2 separate regions of the Homo sapiens genome follow, and region 2 is linked to region 1. A link is an interaction called in ENCODE POLR2A ChIA-PET data of the cell type or tissue named here. Cell type or tissue: MCF 10A. All regions are shown on one strand. Each heading gives the region's core, and the rest is flanking DNA. Links, peaks and the distances in the headings are about the cores only. Region 1 holds the start of SNHG1 (small nucleolar RNA host gene 1). Region 2 holds the start of INTS5 (integrator complex subunit 5).

The links. Peaks named below come from ENCODE experiments on the same cell type or tissue, not always from the same donor. Only the 100,000 strongest peaks of a DNase experiment are listed, where the experiment ranks them.
Region 2: POLR2A ChIA-PET joins it to region 1 with 10 read pairs; 35 of 35 experiments call an interaction of 5 or more read pairs at or near these places.

The regions. Positions count from the first base shown.
Region 1 is chr11:62,853,833-62,859,202 of GRCh38, reverse strand. SNHG1 (small nucleolar RNA host gene 1) reads left to right here and starts at 3,318. Exons shown (of 9, transcript NR_152585.1): 1 at 3,318-3,779; 2 at 3,987-4,070; 3 at 4,652-4,684; 4 at 5,139-5,185; 5 at 5,370. SNORD28 (small nucleolar RNA, C/D box 28) reads left to right here and starts at 4,508; the gene lies at 4,508-4,582. It overlaps SNORD27 (small nucleolar RNA, C/D box 27), which reads left to right and starts at 4,120; the gene lies at 4,120-4,191. It overlaps SNORD26 (small nucleolar RNA, C/D box 26), which reads left to right and starts at 3,837; the gene lies at 3,837-3,911. It also overlaps SNORD25, LOC124900306, SNORD29 and a transcript of SLC3A2 not described here. RefSeq lists enhancers at 1-312, 313-1,286, 1,287-2,262, 2,263-3,236, 3,205-3,384 and 2 more and a silencer at 3,085-3,144. In MCF 10A, for the core only: no CTCF peak of the experiment used is centred there; a DNase peak (open chromatin) is centred at 3,162.
Region 2 is chr11:62,650,731-62,656,100 of GRCh38, reverse strand. It overlaps INTS5 (integrator complex subunit 5), which reads left to right and starts at 2,799. Exons shown (of 2, transcript NM_030628.2): 1 at 2,799-2,931. The coding sequence starts at 2,852. RefSeq lists silencers at 2,477-2,566, 2,857-3,056 and an enhancer at 2,629-3,388. In MCF 10A, for the core only: no CTCF peak of the experiment used is centred there; a DNase peak (open chromatin) is centred at 2,710.

The DNA.
Region 1 (5,370 bases), core at 218-5,217:
ACACAAAAACTGCGGAAGGCCGCAGGGACCTCTGCCTAGGAAAGCCAGGTATTGTCCAAGGTTTCTCCCCATGTGATAGTCTGAAATATGGCCTCGTGGGAAGGGAAAGACCTGACTGTCCCCCAGCCCGACACCCGTAAAGCGTCTGTGCTGAGGAGGATTAGTATAAGAGGAAGGCATGCCTCTTGCAGTTGAGACAAGAGGAAGGCATCTGTCTCCTGCCCGTCCCTGGGCAATGGAATGTCTCGGTATAAAACCCGATTGTACGTTCCATCTACTGAGATAGGGAAAAACCGCCTTAGGGCTGGAGGTGGGATCTGCGGGCAGCAATACTGCTTTGTAAAGCATTGAGATGTTTATGTGTATGCATATCTAAAAGCACAGCACTTAATCCTTTACCTTGTCTATGATGCAAAGACCTTTGTTCACGTGTTTGTCTGCTGACCCTCTCCCCACTATTGTCTTGTGGCCCTGACACAACCCCCTCTTCGAGAAACACCCACGAATGATCAATAAATACTAAGGGAACTCAGAGGCTGGCGGGATCCTCCATATGCTGAACGCTGGTTCCCCGGGTCCCCTTATTTCTTTCTCTATACTTTGTCTCTGTCTTTTTCTTTCCTAAGTCTCTCGTTCCACCTTAGGAGAAACATCCACAGGTGTGGAGGGGCAACCCACCCCTTCACTCTAACTCCTGACCTCAGGTGATCCGCCCACTTTGGCCTCCCAAGGTGCTAGGATTACAGGCATGAGCCACCACGCCCGGCCAAAAAATTTTAAATTCAACATTTCAACGTGAGTAAATACACAATTCTGGACTTCTGGATTCTTTTGAAAACTGACTATCTGATCACACAGAGACAATATTGTCGCAAGGCAACAATCAGCTGGAGCTGTGAAAGGGCTGCCCAGTTCACCAGAGTCCCAACTCAGTTCATTTCACTTACCTACATTACTTAGCTGATTTCTGTACGTGAGTTGGAGACCCCTAACCTAAATCCCCTCTTTTCCACTTCCACTGCCATTATACTTGTTAGCATTGAATCCTCTTGCCTAAACTACTATGGCAATCTAATTAATGCCCTTGTCTCCATCTTATCCCCCAATGTCTTATCACTTTCCTACTTAAAAACTCTCCCCGGTTTTTTTTTCTTTTCTATGTATAATTCAAATGATTTAGCTTTGCATTCAAGGTCCTGCTTATCTGGCTTTCCCCAGGAAATACTTTCCAGTTTTATATTCTAATACTCCCCTTTTGCCCATCTTTCATGAATTGTAGCTACACACTTCCTTCTTTTTCTAGCACCAAGCTTGTGCTCCAGTTGTTCCTTTAACTGGAATTCCCCTCCCAAGTCTTTCTACCCTTTCAGGCCCAGACACTCTATAAAGCATTTCCCGACTGCCATTCCCACACACAACCTCCCCAGCCTTGTCTGTCTACTCTGGGCCATCTTGATTTTCCAGTTTATCTGTCCCACATTTTTTTTTTTTTTTTTTTTTTTTTTTTGAGACAGGGTCAATCTCAGTCATCCAGGCTGGAGTGCAGTGCAGTGGCTTGATCACAGCTCATTTGCAGTCTCAACCTCCTGGGCTCAAGCAATCCTCCCACCTTAGCCTCCCAAGCAGCTGGGGCTACAGGCATGCACCACCGCTCCTGGCTAATTTTTTCTATTTTTTTTGTAGAGATCGGTATGGGTTTCTCACTATGTTGCTTAGACTGGTCTTGAACTCTTGGGCTCAAGAGATCCTCCCGCCTTGGCCTCCCAAAATGCTGAGCCAGGCCGGGTGTGGTGGCCCACCCCTGTAATCCCAGCAGTTTGGGAGGCTGAGGCAGGAGGTCACCTGAGGTCAGTAGTTCGAGAGCAGCCTGGCCAACATGATGAAACCCCGTCTCTCCGAAAAACACAAAAATTAGTGTGGCATGATGATGGCGGGAGCCTGTAATCCCAGCTACTCAGGAGGCTGAGGAAGGAGAATCGCTTGAACCTGGGAAGCGGAGGTTGCAGTGAACAGACATCCCGCCACTGCACTCCAGCCTGGGCGACAGAGCAAGCCTCCGTCTTGAAAGAAAAAAATGTTTGGCCGGGCGCGGTGGCTCACGCCTGTAATCCCAGCACTTTGGGAGGCCGAGGCAGGCGGATCACCCGAGGTCAGGAGTTCAAGACCGGCCTGACCAACATGGAGAAACCCTGTCTCTACTAAAAATACAAAATTAGCCGGTCACAGTGGCGCATGCCTGTAATCCCAGCTACTCAGGAGGCTGAGGCAGGAGAATTGCTTGAACCCGGGAGGTGGAATGCAGTGAGCTGAGATCGGGCCATTGCATTCCAGCCTGGGCAACAAGAGCGAAACTCCGTCTCAAAAAAAAAAAAAAAGAAAGAAAAAAATGTTTATAAAGTGTGCTTGTACACGTAGATGTTTACCACAAACGACTGAACTAATGTTGTCCGGTCTCAGTAAAACAGTCTATAGCTGACTGCAACCATATTGATCAGGCAGGAGTTGCAGCAGGCAGCACCGCCGGAGCTCTTTAGGGTTCCCCATCAATAAAATGGGGGTTGTCATCCTACCTAGCTCTTGGGATTTTGGTGGATTAATCGATTCATATAGTGTGCTTAAAACGGTGCTCCATAAATGTTAGCTAATGTTGGCCCGTAGTAGTCCAAGATCTAAAGAAAACGCACCAGAAGGCAGGACATAGGGAACCAGTTAGGAAAAAATCAGATCCTGTCTTCAGTGAAGCACTTACGTCCTGACATACTTTCCCGAAATGGCCCCACCAAAGGGGACCTCCTCCCGAGCTTAGCCCGGGATCCAGTACCTGAGTCGTCCCCCGCGCTGAGACCCTGGACACCAGCCTCCGAATGTGAGCCAGGCAACTGGCGCGGAATCGACACGACGGCGATCGAGGCTTCAGGAGGCTGTAGCTCCATGGAGGCGGATCCTGCACACAGGTTTGGGGTGTGTGGGCAAGGGGCAGCTCAGAACAGGGTTAGAGGGTAGGCAGTCGTGACCGTCAGTCCAGGATCGCCGTGAGGCAGTGATCTCACCGCTCCTGCCACATGCACTGGGTGAGAAAACCAAGCCGCAATGCGGTCGGTGAGCCAGCACGCTCCCGTAGGACGCATGCGCGCCTTTTTCGCGCCGCAAGTTCAGGTGGCGCTTTGTCTACGCCCTCCTTCCCTGGAACTCTCTACCCACAACTCCCCGGGGTCGCATGCGGTCAACGTATGCGCGTGCGCTCGCCGTAGCCCCGCCCCCAAATCCCGTGGGCCTCTGCGGCATGGTATTTAATCGTCTCCCCGGGGAGATTCGTTCTCATTTTTCTACTGCTCGTGGTAAGTGGCTTCGTGGTCTTTATAGCTGTTACTCTTTTGTACTTTGTCTTTTTCTTTTATTTTCTTTTGAGCGATTGTGCGAACATAGCATAGCACGCACTATGCCTTCTGTGTTGTAGCTGCCTGGCCAGGGCGACTGGCGGATAAGGTCTTGTGCGTGGCCTCGAGGCTTAAAAGTAGCAGTGGGGCTTTGTGAAGGACAAAATGGCGATGGCGGGCCGTGTAGGTCCCCCTTCCTATGATGAGGACCTTTTCACAGACCTGTACTGAGCTCCGTGAGGATAAATAACTCTGAGGAGATGGGCCCTGCAAGCCTCTTGCTTAGCCGTCTGTTCAGAAAATAGCGTTTTCGAAATGCCCTGAGTTGACCTAATGTCTTATTGGGCTCCTGTCTGCAGGATTTACGCGCACGTTGGAACCGAAGAGAGCTCTGTTGTTGCAGTAAGTTCTTACGGCCATTTCTTAATCTCTGCTCTTTCGTTGAGTGTGTGGAAGTTGCTACGGGGATGATTTTACGAACTGAACTCTCTCTTTCTGATGGATTAGTGGAGAAAACAGAAAATTCTGAGTAGCACTGTACTGTACGCAACAAATGTCAGGGCCCTATTGATTTGTCTGAGGTGTTAGTGAAGGGTGTTATTTTTTCAGATGTTCAGCCCACAAGAGCTTACTGGTGAAGGAATGGGACAAGACCCATCTTTATGCAAAGCCAGCGTTACAGTAATGTTCCAGGTAGGTGTACATGGTTTATGCTCTTACAGAGGAGACCTTGTAGATAACCACTCCATGATGAACACAAAATGACAAGCATATGGCTGAACTTTCAAGTGATGTCATCTTACTACTGAGAAGTGAGAGAGAGGTCTTAAGGGGTCTTTGAATGACTATTTTTAGGTACATAAAATGCTTTCCTCTGTTGTCTACAGCATCTCATAATCTATCCTGGGGAATTCAGCTGCCTCCCAGGGTGAATACAGGTAATTATCCAAATTGGTGTATGTCATCTTTGTAAATGTTCAAGAAAACAAGTGGCCGGCGGAACAATGTTTTTTGGCGCCTTCCATCTTGTTCCTCTTGAAATGATTTTCTGGGGAGGGAGATCGCAACCCGGTACTACAGTTCTTGTAAGGGTGTGCTGTTACCCTCATCCATATATCGATCACGTTACTGTCAGATGATTTGAATTGATAAGCTGATGTTCTGTGAGGTACAAAAGTTAATAGCATGTTAGAGTTCTGATGGCAGTTGTTGTTTATGAATAAGCTTCATTCCATCCTAATACCTTAAAATAACTAATTTGCTTTCCTTTCCAGGTATTCCTGATGACAGTCTGCCTCTATCTTACAGTAAGTTGTTTTTCGAATTCTATGGGCCTATTATCTAATAGATAACTTAGCCATTTTGATATTTGTTACCAAAGCCTGCTTAACCCATAAAGTTTTCTGGTTCCTCTTGTTCTCTGTAGTGATGTTTCTAGATAGATGCCCACTGATATATGCCCCTTTTTTCTCAGATAGATGCCCACTGATCTGCCCAGGGTCAGACGAATGCTTGTCAGTTGTAGCTTTCCAGGATTCTGCTCCAATGAGGAGGAAACATCCTGCCTTACCCCTGTTTTAGCCTGGGAACCAGTAATTGTGAACTCACCAGGGTTAACATGAAGAGGGCATGAGAGCTTATTCCATAAGGAATTGTCTGAGACATTTGGTTACCTTTTCTTAGTTTGTCCATTAGCAACCGTAACTAAAATAGTTTTGGCTGTTTGGGATAATTAGCTAATTGAATGATTTTTTGATTCAGGAGCAGCTTGTTGCTATATACCATTGAAAAGCCTTCAGAGCTGAGAGGTTAGTTGATATTTTTTGTTCCTTACAGCTTATGCCACCAAGTAGGCAGTTTCTATGATGAATCAAACTAGCTCACTATGACCGACAGTGAAAATACATGAACACCTGAGAAACTGGAGAACGCAGGGAGTGGGGGGTAACCATGTCTGAGGAATCTTTCACCCACAGCTTTGTTTTTCTCTAGG
Region 2 (5,370 bases), core at 371-5,370, 200 kb after region 1:
GGCTAATTTTTTTTTTTTTTTTTGAGACTGAGTCTCGCTCTGTTGCCCAGGCTGGAGTGCAGTGGTGCAATCTTGGCTCATCACAACCTCCACCTCCCGGTTTCAAGGGATTCTCCTGCCTCAGCCTCCAGAGTAGCTGGGACTATAGGTGGGCGCCACAATGCCCAGCTAATTTTTTGTATTTTTAGTAGAGACAGAGTTTCACTATGTTGGCCAGCTTGTCTCGAACTCCTGACCTTGTGATCCCCCTGCCTCGCCCTCCCAAAGTTCTAGGATTATAGGCATGATCCATCACGCCCAGCCCGAGGATATAGCTTTTAACAAAATAGGCCAAGTCTCTATTGTCAAGCAGCTTATTTTCTGTTTCATTCAATAAACATAATAAAAATAGCTAATGCTTATCTAGTGCTTACCATTGCTGGCACCAAGTGCTATACAATGACCATACTACCTCATTTCAATTTTCGTAACAACCCTTTGAGGTATTTGTACTATTAATATTACCTCCTCATTTCCAGAAGAAGGAACAGTTATGGAGTGGTTAAGTAAAGTATACAACTAGTAGGTAGAAGAGCTGGAACCTGATCTAGGTACACTGGCTTGAGTGAGGGCTCTTGATGAGGTGTACTGGCTCCCTTTACAGTTAGCAAGCTCTATCTCTGGCAGGTGTGGGGCTGTGAGTTAGACGAAGGTCCCTATGCTGGGAAGCTGTGGGAGAGAGAGAAGCTTAAATAATGAAGACGGATGGAAGGATGTTATTCATACTTGCTACTGGGAGGACATCTTCAGGCTAGCTAGCCCAATTTGTTTTGGGCTCCCTCTCCCTCCTTCTCTTTCTTAGTTTTTCTTTTTCTTTTATGAGTTTTCTCTTCTTTCCATCTCTTTTCTGCTTTCTCTCTTCCCTTTTCTCTCTCTCTCGTAAAAGTATTTTTGTAGGAGGGGTGCAGTGGCTAACACCTGTAATCCCAGCACTTTGGGAGGCTGAGGCGGGCGGATCACCTGAGGTCAGGAGTTTGAGACCAGCCTGGCCAACATGTCTCCAATTAGCTGGGCGTGGTGGCACATGCTTGTAGTCCCAGCTACTTGGGAGGCTGAGGCAGGAGAATTGCTTGAACCTGGGAGGTGGAGGTTGCAGAGACGAGACTGCACTCCAGCCTGGGCGACAGAATGAGATTTTAAAAAAAGCCTGGGTGCGGTGGCTCTTGCCTGTAATCCCAGCATTTTGGGAGGCTGAGGTGGATGGATCACTTGAGGTCAGGAGTTTGAGACCAGATTGGCGGACAGGGGAAAACGTTGTCTCTATAAAAATAAAAAAATTAGCCAGATTTGGTAGTGGATGCCTATAGTCCCAGCTACTCGGGAGGCTGAGGCAGGAGAATCTCCTGAACCTGGAAAGTGGAGGTTGCAGTGAGCTCAGATCTCACCACTGCACTCCAGCCTGGGTGAGGGAGTGAGACTCTGTCTCAAAAGGAAAACGAAACAAAACAAAACAAAAACAAAGAGAGACTGGCCGGGTGTGCGTGGCTTACTCCTGTAATCCCAGTGCTTTGGGAAGCTGAGGTGGGTGAATCACTTGAGGACAGGAGTTTGAGATCAGACTGGGCAACATAGCGAGACACTCGCCCCACCCACATGCAAATCCCTAACTCTGAAAATATTTAAAAAGTAGCCAAGTGTGATGGCGCACGCCTGTAATCTCAGCTACCTAGAACGCTGAGGTGGGAGGATGTCTTGAGCCCAGGAGGTCGGGGCTGCCGAGAGGGGTGATCCTATCACTGCACGGTCACAAAATAAACAACAATAACAACAACAACACCAACAAAAAAACCTTCCTATGCTTCATTTTTTTAAAGTCCTGAGTTGAGGCCGGGCGCGGTGGCTCACGCCTGTAATCCCAGCACTTTGGGAGGCCGAGGCGGGTGGATCATGAGGTCAGGAGATCGAGACCATCCTGGCTAACAAGGTGAAACCCCGTCTCTACTAAAAATACAAAAAATTAGCCGGGCGCGGTGGCGGGCGCCTGTAGTCCCAGCTACTCGGGAGGCTGAGGCAGGAGAATGGCGTGAACCCGGGAAGCGGAGCTTGCAGTGAGCCGAGATTGCGCCACTGCAGTCCGCAGTCCGGCCTGGGCGACAGAGCGAGACTCCGTCTCAAAAAAAAAAAAAAAAAAAAAAAGTCCTGAGTTGAACATTTTGTATTTTTGGCGTTAGGAAAAATGATTAAAATACCCCTGTGAGTGTTTTAGTTTCTCTCTCTCTCTCTCTCTCTCTCTCTCTCTCTCTCTCTCTCTCTCTCTCTCTCTCTCTCTCTCTCTCTCTCTCTCTGTGTGTGTGTGTCTATCGGGACTCTTGCTCTGTCGCCCAGGCTGGAGTGCAGTGGCGCGATCTCGGCTCACTGCAATCTCTGCCTCCCGGGATCAAGCGATTCTCCTGCCTCAGCCTCCCGAGTAATCGGGATTACAGGCATAAGCCACCACGCCTGGCTAATTTTTGTATTTGCAGTAGAGACGGCAGGCTAGTCTTGAACTCCTGACCTCAGGTGATCCGCCCTCTCGGGCTCTCAAAGTGCTGGGTTTACAGGCGTGAGCCACCGCGCCCGGCCTAGTCTGTATGTCAATAGGCTTTTGAATAAAGTGGTTGCATATAGGGCGAATCGGCTTCCTGCTATCATCGTCCCGGGATTATGCTCTGGGACTCCGACAGGGTGCGGAACTAATGTAAGAGGGTCGAGGACATCGCCGGATTAATTTTCCTGCGAGGCCTGGTAGCTGGTTCCTTTCGCGTTTCCTGTCAGCGCGCATGCGCCGCCTGCGCTCCGCCGCTCGCGCCTCGGGCTCGGCTCGGGCTCCGGGATGTCCGCGCTGTGCGACCCTCCCGGGGCCCCAGGGCCACCTGGGCCTGCCCCGGCCACCCACGGTCCCGCGCCTCTCAGGTAGTTAGAGCCCTTGGCACCTTCCCCCCATCGCGCGGCCCCGCGCCGATCCCTAGCCTTCTCGGTAGAAACCCGGATCCTACCTCGAGAACTCACGTCAGGGTTCTCAGATTCTTGGTCAGGTCCTCCCAGAACTCAGGGACTGCTTCACCAAAACTCAGGGCTCCAGTGCCCGCCCTCCCGACCTCGGGCCTGCCTCTCGCTAGACTCCAATGCCTAACTACCCTCGACCCCGGGCTTCCTCTCCCAAGAGTCGGGGGTATCTGAACTCTTGGGAACCCAGCTGCCCTGGCCATTTTTGACCCTAGGAAACCCAGTGTCCTGACTTCATAGAGACTCCCTGAGAACCCAGGCCCAGAAACAGAATGCAGTCCGGCTGAGATATTCCCTTATATTAGGGTGTTTTTTGGAGGAAACAGAGGAATGGCACTGTTAGAGCCTTATCAGCACCTAGAGGATGCTGTCTTCTTTGACAGAAAAGGCGATAAGAGAAAGGGGATTTGCCACCTCCCATAACATTGGCTTCTGAACCTCTGAGACTGAACCCATATATGTTTTAGGAGGGAAAGGGTTGAAAAGCATTATTACTCTGTGCCCTGGGACACCCTGATGTCCAAGCACATTGAGGGTGCTGAGTAGGTGGTGGTGGTTGATGTGGTGGTAGGTGACTAAGATTTTGCAGAATATGGGAAGAAACAGATGTTAGGAGGGAGAGCCCTTAATAAGGTGCTTACAATTTTTTTTTTTTCCCATTAAGAGATTTCAAGGTGCTTGTGTTGTGGGATGGGGCGGGGCGGGGGTGGTGGTAGAAGGTGATAAAGTGGAAAGGTGTGTTTTTTTTTGTTTTTGTTTTTTGAGATGGTCGCCCTGACTCCCAGGCTGGAGTGCAGTGGCGTGATCTCGGCTTACTGCAACCTCCGCCTCCTGGGTTCAAGCGATTCTCATGCCTCAGCCTCCTGAGTAGCTGGGATTACACCATGCCTGGCTATTTTTTTTTTTTTTTTGTATTTTTAATAGAGATGAGGTTTCACCCTGTTGGCCAGGCTGGTTTCGATCTTCTGACCTCAAGTGATCCACCCTCCTTGGCCTCCCAGAGTGCTAGGATTACAGACGTGAGGCACCTCAGCCAGCCTGGAAATGTTTTTAAAGCAGATATTATAGAAACACAAATATAGTCAACTCAACAGATATTTATTGACTACCTTCCATATACTGTGTACTTCAATAGAAGTGGATACAGTGTTGAAGAGCACAGAAATGGTTCCTACACTCATGGCGCATATAGTCTGATTGCTTAACCTTGATTTCGTTCTTTTTTTTGACGGCGCACACAGTCTGGGGTGCAGTGGTGTGATTTTGGCTCACTGCAGCCCTGCTTCCAGGGCTCAAGTGATCCTTCTGCCTCAACCTCCCCAGTAGGTGGGACCGCAGGCACATGCGACCATGCCTGGCTAATTATTATTATTATTATTTTTGTAGAGATGGGGTTTCACTATGTTCCTCAGACTGGTCTTGAACTCTTGCGCTCAAGCGATCCACCAGCCTTGGCCTCCCAAAGTGCTGGGATTATAGGCGTGAGCCACTGAAGCCAGCCTTGATTTGTCTGTAAAATGGGATCATAATAGTACCTAACTTATTGAACTGTTGTCAGGATTGAAATAATACACGCAAAGTACTTAAAAGAGTACCTGATATATTCTAAGAGTTATCTGTTGCTGATATTATTACTGTTGTCATTGAAAGAAACATAGCTTTTGGCCGGGCACGTGGCTCACGCCTGTAATCCCAGCACTTTGGGAGGACGAGGCGGGAGGATCACAAGGTCAGGAGATCGAGACCATCCTGGCTAACACGGTGAAACCCCGTCTCTACTAAAAATAAAAAAAAAAATATTAGCCGGGCGTGGTGGCGGGCGCCTGTAGTCCCAGCTACTCAGGAGGCTGAGGCAGGAGAATGGCGTGAACCTGGGAGGTGGAGCTTGCAGTGAGTGGAGATGGCACCACTGCACTCCAGCCTGGGCGGCAGAGCGAGACTCCCTCTCGGGGCGGGGGGAGAAAGAAACATAGCTTTTATTGAGTGATTAGTGTGAATCTGGTATGGAACCTAAGTGCTTTTTTTTCCCTCAGGCCATCCTTCTGCAGAACTTAAGTGCTTTATAAACATTCTCAACCAGGCATGGTGCCTCACACCTGTAATGCCAGCACTTTGGGAGGCTAAGGTGGGCAAACTGCTTGAGGCCATGAAACCAGCCTGTGGAACATAGCCAGACCTCATTTCTATAAAAAGGTTAAAAAGTTAGCTGGGTGTCGTGGCATGTGCTTGAAGTTGCAGCTACTCAGGAGGCTGAGATGGGAGGATGCTTTGAGTCTGGGAGTTCGAGACTGCAGTGAGCTGTGATCTTGGCACTGCACTCCAGCCTGGGTGACAGAGAGAGACCCT